Linked DNA regions of Homo sapiens: region 1 is linked to region 2. The links are chromatin contacts, found by Hi-C or POLR2A ChIA-PET in ENCODE. All regions are on one chromosome and are shown on one strand. The core of a region is the stretch at or near the end of the contact, and the rest is flanking DNA. Distances in the headings are between cores, read along the strand shown.

Region 1 (5,519 bases), core at 2,429-4,928, 180 kb after region 2:
CCATGCTTCTTGTACAGCCTGCAGAACCCTAGGTCAATAAGCTTCTTTTCTTTTTTTGAGACAGGGTATCACTCTGTCACTGAGGCTGGAGTGAAGTGGCATGATCATGGCTCACTGCACCCTTGGCCTCCTGGGCTCAAGCAATCCTCCTGTCTCGGCCTTCCGAGCAGCTGAAATCACAGGCATGCACCACCACGCCTGGCTAATTTTTAAATTTTTTACAGAGATAGGGTCTCGCTCTGCTACCCAGGCTGGTCTCAAAGCCCTGGGTTCAAGTGGTCCTCCCACCTTGGCCTCCCAACTCTTCCCTTTGTAAATTATCCATCCTGTGGTGTTCCTTTACAGCAACACAAAAAGATTTAGACACTCCTACTCTATTTTCTCTCTGATGGTCCGGGATATACTTGTTTTGTTTTTAACAGCATTTTTGGATATATAATTCACATATCATTTCATTCATCTATTTAAACCGTACAATCCAATGGTTTTTAGTACATTCGCAGAATTGTAAAACCACCACCACCATTGACCTTAGAACATTTTCATCACTTCAAGAAAGCCCAAACCCTTCCGTTATTACCCTCTTCCTTCATGTCCTCCCATCCCTGAACAAGCACTAACCTACTTTCTGTCTCTAATGATTGACCCATTCTGGGCATTTCATATAAATGGAATTATAAAATATATGGTCTCTGTGACTGGCTTCTTTCGCTTACTGTAATGTTCAAGGTTCATCCATATTACAGCATGTGTCAGAACCTCATTTCTTTTTATGGATAAGCAATTGTATGCATATGCTACATTTTGTTTATCCATTCATCCTGTAATGGACATTTGGGTTGTTTCCACCTTCTGTCTATTGTGAATATTGCTGCTATAAACAGTCATGTGCAAGTCTGTGTGTGAACATGTGTTTTCATTTCTCTTGGGTAAAATACCTAGGAGTGGAATTGCTGGGTGATATGGTAACTCTATATTTAACCAAACAGGGAACTGCCAGAATGTTCTCCAAAGTGGCCATACCATTTTACATGACCACAAGTGGTGCAGGAGGAGTCCAATTGCTCTACATCTTCAACAACCAGAGTGCACGCATTTGCCTATCTATCACCTACACCTGGGAATATAAGTGGCCTGAAGGCTGGAGGTGCTCACCTCTGTACACGTCTCCCACCTTGGAACATAGTGGACCATGCATAGCAGATGAATGAGTAACATCCCTCTTCTTCTAGAAACTAGCATAGCACTCGGCAGAAGAAGGGCTTGCAGGCTGGGCACAGTGGCTCATGCCTGTAATCCCAGCACTTTGGGAGGCCAAGGCAGACGGATCATGAGGTCAGGAGATTGCGACCATCCTGGCCAACATAGTGAAACCCCATCTCTACTAAAAATACAAAAATTAGCTGGGCGTGGTAGTGCGTGCCTGTAATCCCAGCTACTCAGGAGGCTGAGGCAGGAGAATTGCTTGAACCTGGGAGGCAGAGCTTGCAGTGAGCCAAGATCGCACCACTGCACTCCAGCCTGGCGACACAGTGAGACTCCGTCTCAAAAAAAGAAAAAAAAACAAAGGAAGGACTTGGAAATCGTTGAAACTTGCAAAGTCTGGTGGTTGTGGAGTCCGTTTGGCATGCATCCAATGTGCATTTAATTTTAGGCTGAATTTAAAATCGTTTGTTCTCCTCCCTCCCCCAACACACACACACACACTCCACACACACAATGAAATCTCGCTCTCTCATTTAATTTTCACAACTGCAAACAAATCTATGAACTCACATCAAGGTCATGGAGCCAAACCCTATGGCAAGCAAGGTGGCTTAGGTGTGCTCCACAGTCTGTCAAGGAACGCTGGGATGTGGCAGTTGTATTAAAGACAGGGTTAAGAATGTCACACCTGCAGGCACAGAGAGATTTTTTTGTGCTCATTTCTTTGGTTGAACTCAGAGGATCTGCAAATCAGGGCAGTTGGTCAAGTGATCTGGAATCAAGTCCAGACTCTATTGTTTACCATTTGTGAGGCTCTGGACAGGTTATTTTTTCTTTCTGGGCCTTACTCTTCTCATGCATCAATGGGAATAACAATGTTTACCCCCAGAGCGTTATTATTAAGTATGATAATATTTTTATTTTTATTTTGAGACAGGTTCTCACTCTGTCGCCCAGGCTGGAGTGTAGTGGCAGTGGTGTGATTATGGCTCATTGAGCCTCAACCTGCTGGACTCAAGTGATTCTCCTCAGCCTCCTGCGTAGGTGGGACTACACGTGTGTACCTCCACACCTGGCTGAAGTTTTTAAATTTTTGGTAGACATGGGGATCTTACTGTGTTGCCCAGGCTGATCTCAATCTCCTGAGCTCAGCGATCCTTCTGCCTCAGCCTCCCAAAGTCCTGGGGTTACAAGTGTGAGCCACCAAGCCTGGGCTATTAATATATAAGTATAAGGATTAAGTGAACTGATATATAATCACCCCTTCAGTAACTCCCCTCCCACTTAAAATAAAATCCAAGAAACCAGGATGTCTGGTCATTCTAACTCTAGATTACTTTGGACTTCAAAGCTCCTATGCAATAATGATGCCTGAAACCTAGAAGAAAAGGACCAGAATTCCAGAGGGTCCAAACTTACTTTCTGAATTCTGCCAAGGAGAAACAATATCCTATACACAGCTTGGCAGCTAAGGGAGAAGGCAGCCATGGTCCTTATCAACAGTGACCATCTATAGGATCATCTAAATTGGGACGCTCGTATGGATACAACAGATACTATTAATAATCACACGGGGACCGCAAGCATTAACCAGGACAGTCCTGGGCAAATTGGGCTGCAGGCTCACCCCAGTGTATCTATTTGCAGAATCTGGAGGGCGGGCCTCCTCAGCAAGCCTCTGGCGCATGTTTGAACTGCTCTTAAGCTGTTAAGCACTAAGCGCTGTCATCAAAGTGTTTTTCTGATAAGAAGCTCGAAGTCCACTGAGAAGAATCCAGTTGAGATAAATGGGCTCTCTACTCTGTGTCCATGTTACGGTTTTCAAGGTTCAATAGTTACCTGCCTAGGGTCTCCTCTGTAAGTCACCAATAACCCAGTTTGATTGTATTAAAAGCGCTGGAGTTTCTTAGGTCAAAAAGAACTGGCATAACTGATGTAGAAATAGCAGTTATTATTTTCCCAGCAGCTCTTCCACTCCAGGCACTGTTCTGAGTCATTTCAGCATCGTGATCTTTCTTGGAGGTGGTCGTTGTTAGACCCATTTTACGAGCGAGGACACTCAGGCTCAGAGTAAATAAGGAACTTGTCCGAGGTCACACAGCCTATAAGGGGCAGGCCTAAGAATCTGAATCTGGGGAGGTCTGACAGCAGGTCCTGGGCTCTTTATCTGTGTGGCCTCTTTCTTGTGTGGCGGTCTTTGATCTGCATCTCCTGGAGCCCTTGGGTTAATTGATCTGTCCATAGGAATCCTTAACCAGGTGTCCACGGACTCCCAAGCAGTCCTGGGATAGAATTTATGATACATTGATTAACAAACAGACAAACAAACAAAAACACATATATACTCTAATCTGCATTTTCTCATTTTTCCCCTTTCTTTCTTTTTTTTTTTTTTGTTTGAGACAGAGTCTCGCTCTGTCGTCCATGCTGGAGTGTAGTGGCGCGATCCTGACTCACTGCAACCTCTGCCTGCCAGGCTCAAGCGATTCTTGTACCTCAGCCTCCTGAGTAGCTGGGACTACAGGCGTGTGCTGCCACGCCCAGCTGATTTTTGTATTTTAAGTAGAGACAGGGTTATGCCATGTTGGCCAGGCTCGTTTCGAACTCCTGACCTCGTGATCTGCCCACCTTGGCCTCCCAAAGTGCTGGGATTACGGTCGTGAGCCACCACGCCCGGCCTATTTTCCACCTTTTGAATATAGGCAAACCACAGCAGAATTAGCAGTCCTTGAGACTTTGTTGCCAGTGGAAACCAGATATTTTCATCTTACACCAGAGTTACAAATAATAGGAAGTATCCTCTATAGTTATTGCTATCTCAAAATTACAGTTGTTAGAATCTGCACTGCATCTTGTCACTTAATGTGTTAATAAAAATGCACACATATTACCATATTATACATTTGTTTTAACATTTTTAGGGGAACTGCATTTTAATGTAATTGGATTTCTTTGCAAGCCTGTGCATTTTTTTGTCCTGAGAACGGGATCACAGGCTTCCTCAGACAACCAACAGGGTCCACGGTACAAAAAGATGGAACTACTGCAAAGAGTTGACGAATGGGCCAGTTAGTAAACAAATCATTCACTCTTTATGTGCAAAATTTTATCTAATTTCTCCATAACATCACCAAAACTTGCACATGTAAGTAGAGAAAGCCTTAATGGAAATTTCTCATTCATTTATTTCTTTTCTTTCTTTTTTTTTTTTTGAGACGGAGTCTCTGTTGCCCAGGATGGGGTGCAGTGGTGCGATCTCAGCTCACGGTAACCTCCACCTCCTGGACTCAAGCGATTCTCCTGCCTCAGCCTCCCGAGTAGCTAGGACCATAGGCACATGCCACCGTGTGTGGCTAATTTTTATATTTTTAGTAGAGACAGGGTTTTGCCACGTTGGCCAGGCTGGTCTCGAACTCCTGACCTCAGGTGAGCCACCCTCCTTGGCCTCCCAAAGTGCTGGGATTACAGGTGTGAGCCACCATGCCCAGCCCATTTATTTCTTAAATGGATGTTAATTGGGCACCTCCTGGGTACCAGGCCCTGTGAATGGCATGGGAGATACAGGAGGGGACAGGACAAACATAGATGAAAGCCCCAGCTTTCGTGGAGCTGACATGATAAGCGGTCAAAGCAACAATCAAACAATAATCGTACATAGAATTAGCTAACCCAAGTGTGACGAGCTGTGGCAGAATGCACTGAGAATTCTTTAACCAAGTACTGCTTGGCCAAGATCTGAAAGATGATCAAGTGCCAACAGGCAGAGAGTTTAGGCAGAGCAGCCCAGGCTCAGCACCAAGGAGCTGAAGCCAGTTCTCTTAGGCCAACCAGAGCCAACTGTTAAATTTTCAGGAATTTTGTGACCTGATTGTTAAACATAGCCATTATTAAAATGGTTATATAAACTTACAATTAAATAAATTATATTGAAAATAAATATCTCTAGCATGGCTCTAGAGATCTTAACAGGTGGATACTGCTGTATTCTTTTTTTTGAGACGGAGCCTCGCTGTCCCCCAGGCTGGAGTGCGGTGGCGCGATCTCGGCTCACTGCAAGCTCCACCTCCCAGGTTCACACCATTCTCCTGCCTCAGCCTCCTGAGTAGCTGGGACTACAGGCACCCGCCACCAAGCCCGGCTAATTTTTTGTTTTTTAGTAGAGACGGGGTTTCACCGTGTTAGCCAGGATGGTCTTGATCTCCTGATCTCGTGATCCACCCGTCTCGACCTCTCAAGAGACTGCTGTATTCTTATACCGTGCAAGGATAATGGAACCCTCCCTCCCTCCCTCCCTCCCTTCATTCCTTCCTTCC
Region 2 (4,834 bases), core at 678-3,177:
GAAAGGTTGCTCACTATTTAGGAATTTTTTTCAAAGCTAAGTTATTAATGAAAGCCAATTATTTGCACTTTTCCAGAAGGAAACACTGAGTCATTCATGAAATGATCTAAGATTTTGAAACTTGCTTACACCATTTTTTTCCCCTCCTCCTTTCTTACCTGTGCCAAAAACAGAAAAGCCAACTACTCACTGGGGCCTAAATCCAGGGAGCCTGCACCAAATTAGCTCAAGACTGGAGTAATTTAACAGACTCGTGATGCCCCGAAGGCTTAGGTCCTACCAGGATGGTAAACTCTGAAGTGCCTCCATTGCCCCCGCAGGGTGCAGAGCACAGGGGCCTGGTCCCCACCTCTGGAGGGCCTGTGATTAACTGGTTCTGGCTCAGTAATTATTTAGCCATATCCCTGGACTGCCTCCAAGTTTCAAGTCGAACAGCAAAAGGGCGTGGGCCCGCAGATAGGCAGAACCGTGCTCCTAGGAGGCATTACTTATTTACAGCCAGATCCCTACGGAATTTGGCCAGAGATGGGATACAGATGAGAATGTGTTTGGCTAGGAAATACTGACTTCTTGATGCATTTATGGAAAGTTTGTGAGCTTAGGCCAGTAAACCATGTCAAAAACACAGTCAACAAATGTTTGTTTCAGGAATAAACTGTGAGTGAGGTGGTTTTAACCTAGGGACAGCTTCATTCTGTTTCTTTCCTGGTGAGACTATTTCTAGGTACTTTTTAAAAAACGTACGTTGAGGCAAATTCACTAAGAGTCAAACCACTGAAGTTTCTGGTTAGGCCATCAGTGGAAGCTGCTTATTTCATCTTCACAAACAACTGTAAGTCCATGTAGATAAATAATGTAGACAAGGAAACAATGTTTTGATCCAAACAATACAGAAAAGCTTGGAATTGTGCCTCCTTAACGTAACACCTTATGTTTGCATTGTTCTGTTAAAAGGATTTTACAGATACATTATCTTAAAATGACACTGCAAGGTACAGAGGGGAAGTTGAATGTCCCATTTCACAGATTAGACAACGGTGGCTCAGAGAGACCATGACCTTCCGAAGGTCACAAAATTAGTACATTGCAAAGTCCATGCTTAAATCCAGGGCCCCTGGCAAGAGTGCTGAGCTTGCCCCTTACAAACCGGATCTGAATGTTCCCTTCTGTATACCAGGACTCTGTGAGCTTATGTCCTTTGGTTTTGCATTAAACCTGAGCTTTTAGCTCCTAGAATTCACAAGGAATATTCAAGTCTATTTCCACTCCCTACCTTGAAGCTCCTGGTCTGTTTTCACAACAGGGGATGTGCCTGTTTGAGAAGGAAGTGGTCTAGAGTCTGGTATTAGTGTAAAATGGCTTCCTCTTTTTCTCCTTGAATTTATTCTGGTAGTATTTTATCCCAATACTCCTCCCCCGCAGCAAAAAAATCCCAAATTCTGCAACACAATTGAGGAACTTAAAAAAAAAAGAAAAGAAAAACCTTTCTCATCCACTAAGATGTTACTAATGATCACCAGTGATTTTTAATTCCCTTTGTATATGTGTGTATTTTTCAGCTTTTTTTTTAAACAATGATATAGGGTGGGGTTTTCTAACATTTAGGGAAAAAATTATTTTTAAAAAATCTCATTATTTTTGTGTAATTCACATGGTGTAATTCACACAATGGGTGGTTATTACTAACACCAGTAGGAAAAAATATCACAGGAGCTTCATGACAAATCCTTAGGCAGGGTTTAGGTCTCACTAATTTAGAATATGCCTGGTAAGCACTGGTTAAAAATTGATGATCCCGGGAAGTCTTTCTCAAACGATTTTTGTAAAATACCTAGGAGACCTTGAACTGTCTGTTACGGAGGTTTCCAATCCTGAGGAGAAGGACGGAGGGTGGCGTTCACGAGGGATACTGCCTATTACTCAGCTTAAAGTCCCCTTGGCTCTGCCCTCCTCCTCCTCCTCGTGCTGCGAGCTGGGAGGAGTCAGCGTTTTCTCTCCCTAACTGGCATTTTCACTAGGCAGAATACTTGTCTTTTGTGAACGTTTTCATTTTCAAGACATATAAAAGAAAACTTTGTTCTTTAGTAAGTGATTTTCTCCCCCGACAGGGAGAGGGTTACAAATCCCTCCCTCTCCAGCGGAGTTTTCTTATCTCTTATTTACAGAGCAGTAGCCATTTTGGGGAGGGGGAAAAGTTGTCAGCAACTCACGTCCTAATAATGGCAGATATTTTTCTTAAGCCCTCACCATGTCCCAAGCACTCTCCCAAGAGTTTTACATGTATTAACTCAGTTAATCCTTCCTAGAGCCTTATGGTATACGTGCTATTAGGATCCCGATTTTACAGAGGAAGAGACTGAGGAACAGAAATGTAAACTAACCTGCCAAGATCACACAGAGGCTGGGATTAGCTCTCTGACCTCTGTCCCAGAGGCAGAATTTTTTTCTAATCTCACGAGTATAGGTGAAAGTCAGAGTCTCATTACAGATTGAGACTGAACAGAAAGTTGGAATCCATTGAAAAAGAGGTGTGTGACATTGATCAAGGCCAGCACTTTTATTTTTGCCCATTTATACTTCCTTAAAAATCTATGAGCCAACTCTGTTGTTACAACACAAACATGCAGTGGTTCCCTAGCCAGGTCAGGTCAGCTAGAAAATACAACATACGCTCTTGAACAACTAGATTTATTTCAACCCAATTTTCAATGTTTATATAATTCAATTGTAAAATGTTAAAACTTGGAGGATTTTATTCACCAGCTGAAGGACTCATAGTTACTATCTTTAAAAACAGCAGTGAATAAGCAAACTATAAACTAACAAAAAAACCAAGCACAACAAAACAAACAGCAAATTAGGTTTAATCATAATGCTTGGGAGAATATGTATTTGGCTTAATTATATTTTCTTCTTTTTTTTTTTTTTTTTGAGATGGAGTTTCGCTCTTGTTGCCCAGGCTGGAGTGCAATGGCACGATCTCAGCTCACTGCAATCTCCGCCTCCTGGATTCAAGCGATTCTCCTGTCTCAGCCTCATAAGTAGCTGGGATTGGCCGGGTGCAGTGGCTCACACCTGTAATCCCAGCACTTTGGGAGGCCGAGGCAGGTGGATCACGAGGTCAGGAGTTCAAAACCAGGCTGGCCAAGAAGGTGAAACCCCGTCTCTACTAAAAATACAAAAAATTAGCCGAGTGCAGTGGCAGGCACCTGTAATCCCAGTACTCGGGAGGCTGAGGCAGGAGAATCGCTTGAACTCGGAGGGCGGAGGTTGCAGTGAGCTGAGCTCGCGCCACTGCACTCCAGCCTGGCGACAGTGTGAGACTCCATCTCAAATTAAAAAAAAAAAAAGAAAAGTAGCTGGGATTACAGGTGCCCGCCACCATGCCCGGCTAATTTTTGCATTTTTAGTAGACACAGGGTTTCATCATATTGGTCAGGCTGGTCTCAAACTCCTGACCTCAGGTGATCCACCTGCCTCCGCCTCTCAAAGTGCTGGGATTTCAGGCGTGAGCCACCGCGCCCGGCCAATTATATTTTCTAGTTACTCAGCTATCTACAAATAAAGGTTTTGTTTCATCTTTACATATTTTAAATATGTCTTACTATATATTTATATGTATACATAAATATTTCTTGTACTCTTTTAATATGTAAGGAATAGTTTTCCATCTTTAAACATGTTTAATATGGTAAACATCCTTTTTTATGAAACAAGATTGAATATCAATAAACTAAACCACAAGTAGAAAAAACTATCATTTTTCATGGAGAATTCACAGTTCTTTAATGCTCTCATTCTGAATCTGAATAATCATTCATGATGAAATAGAAAGCACAAATAAGTTTTACCCACATGGACTCTTCATAACATTCCCTGGAGGCTTCCTTTTTCAGACCAAATCTTTAATATCAGTTCTGTCCTTATGATTTATCTCTTCCTCCTTCAAAAGAGAAAGTAAAAAAAAAATAAAAATTAAAGGCTTTTTTTTTTTTTTGAGACGGAGTCTCACTTTATCGCCCAGGCTGGAGTGCAGTGGGGCAATCTTGGCTCACTTCAACCTCCACCCCCTGGGTTCAAGTGATTCTCCTGCCTCAGCCTCCCGAATAGCTGGGATTACAGGCACCTGCCACCGTGCCCGGCTAATTTTTTTATTTTTAGTAGAGACAGGGTTGCACCATCTTGGCCAGGCTGGTCTTGAACTCCTGACCTCGTAATCCACCCACCTTGGCCTCCCAAAATGCTAGGATTACAGGCATGAGCCACCGCGCCTGGCCTAAAGTCTCAGTTTTTATACATACACACACACATATTTTTTAATGTGGCACACACTATATAGAATATTGCAGTGCAATTTTAATGAGAAAGAAAAATGATCTTTGAGACACAACTGAAATTGAAGTACACAGAACTTATATTGTTCATTAAAACTTGTCTTTATTATACAGTTTCTAAACACTGAAGGACACAGGCAAAAGCTATGACCAGTATAAATTTAATTAAGCTTTCCATTCTGTGTATGATGAAAAGAACCGAAGTCTGTCATTTTAAAGTGAACTCCATGTAAATCCCAAGAGAAAAGTGTAAATGATTTTATTGTATGAAAAAGTTCAGTGAACTTTGAAATTCTTATTGAGCATAATAGACTTATACTGATCAAACCAGGCCAGGTGAAGTGACTCACACCTGTAATCCCAGCACTTTGGGAGGCCAAGGTGTGAGGATCACTTGAGCCCAGGAGTTTGAGACCAGCCTGGGCAACAAAATGGCACCCCATCTCTATTAAAAAAAAAAAAATTAAAAATTAGCTGAATGTGGTGGTGCACACTTGTGG

Evidence for each region. A loop is a pair of places that touch in the nucleus more often than their neighbours do. ChIA-PET counts read pairs that join two places held with the same protein, here RNA polymerase II (POLR2A). Pooled maps may share reads with other maps.
Region 1: a loop to region 2 is called in a map of Caco-2, with 4 times the contacts of the local background. The contact joins two enhancer-like sites. A Hi-C loop is called at or near these places in 1 of 168 maps with a recorded cell type or tissue (Caco-2) and 2 of 50 pooled maps. POLR2A ChIA-PET finds 5 or more read pairs at or near these places in 9 of 52 experiments (AG04450, BJ, H1 and 5 more).

The regions. Positions count from the first base shown.
Region 1 is chr20:53,798,098-53,803,616 of GRCh38, forward strand. No RefSeq gene overlaps it. Among named protein-coding and RNA genes, the nearest start is that of BCAS1-AS1, 110 kb to the right of the region's middle. RefSeq lists a silencer at 1,019-1,219 and an enhancer at 3,199-3,700. Within about 2 kb of position 3,679, at least 3 of the 41 ENCODE cell types and tissues checked have a DNase peak (open chromatin) inside an H3K27ac peak, as active enhancers do; they include PC-3, where a contact is called at or near this core.
Region 2 is chr20:53,621,589-53,626,422 of GRCh38, forward strand. All of the region lies in intron 2 of LOC105372672 (a long non-coding RNA gene), which reads left to right. Among named protein-coding and RNA genes, the nearest start is that of ZNF217, 30 kb to the left of the region's middle. RefSeq lists an enhancer at 1-721. Within about 2 kb of position 1,928, at least 39 of the 41 ENCODE cell types and tissues checked have a DNase peak (open chromatin) inside an H3K27ac peak, as active enhancers do; they include PC-3, where a contact is called at or near this core.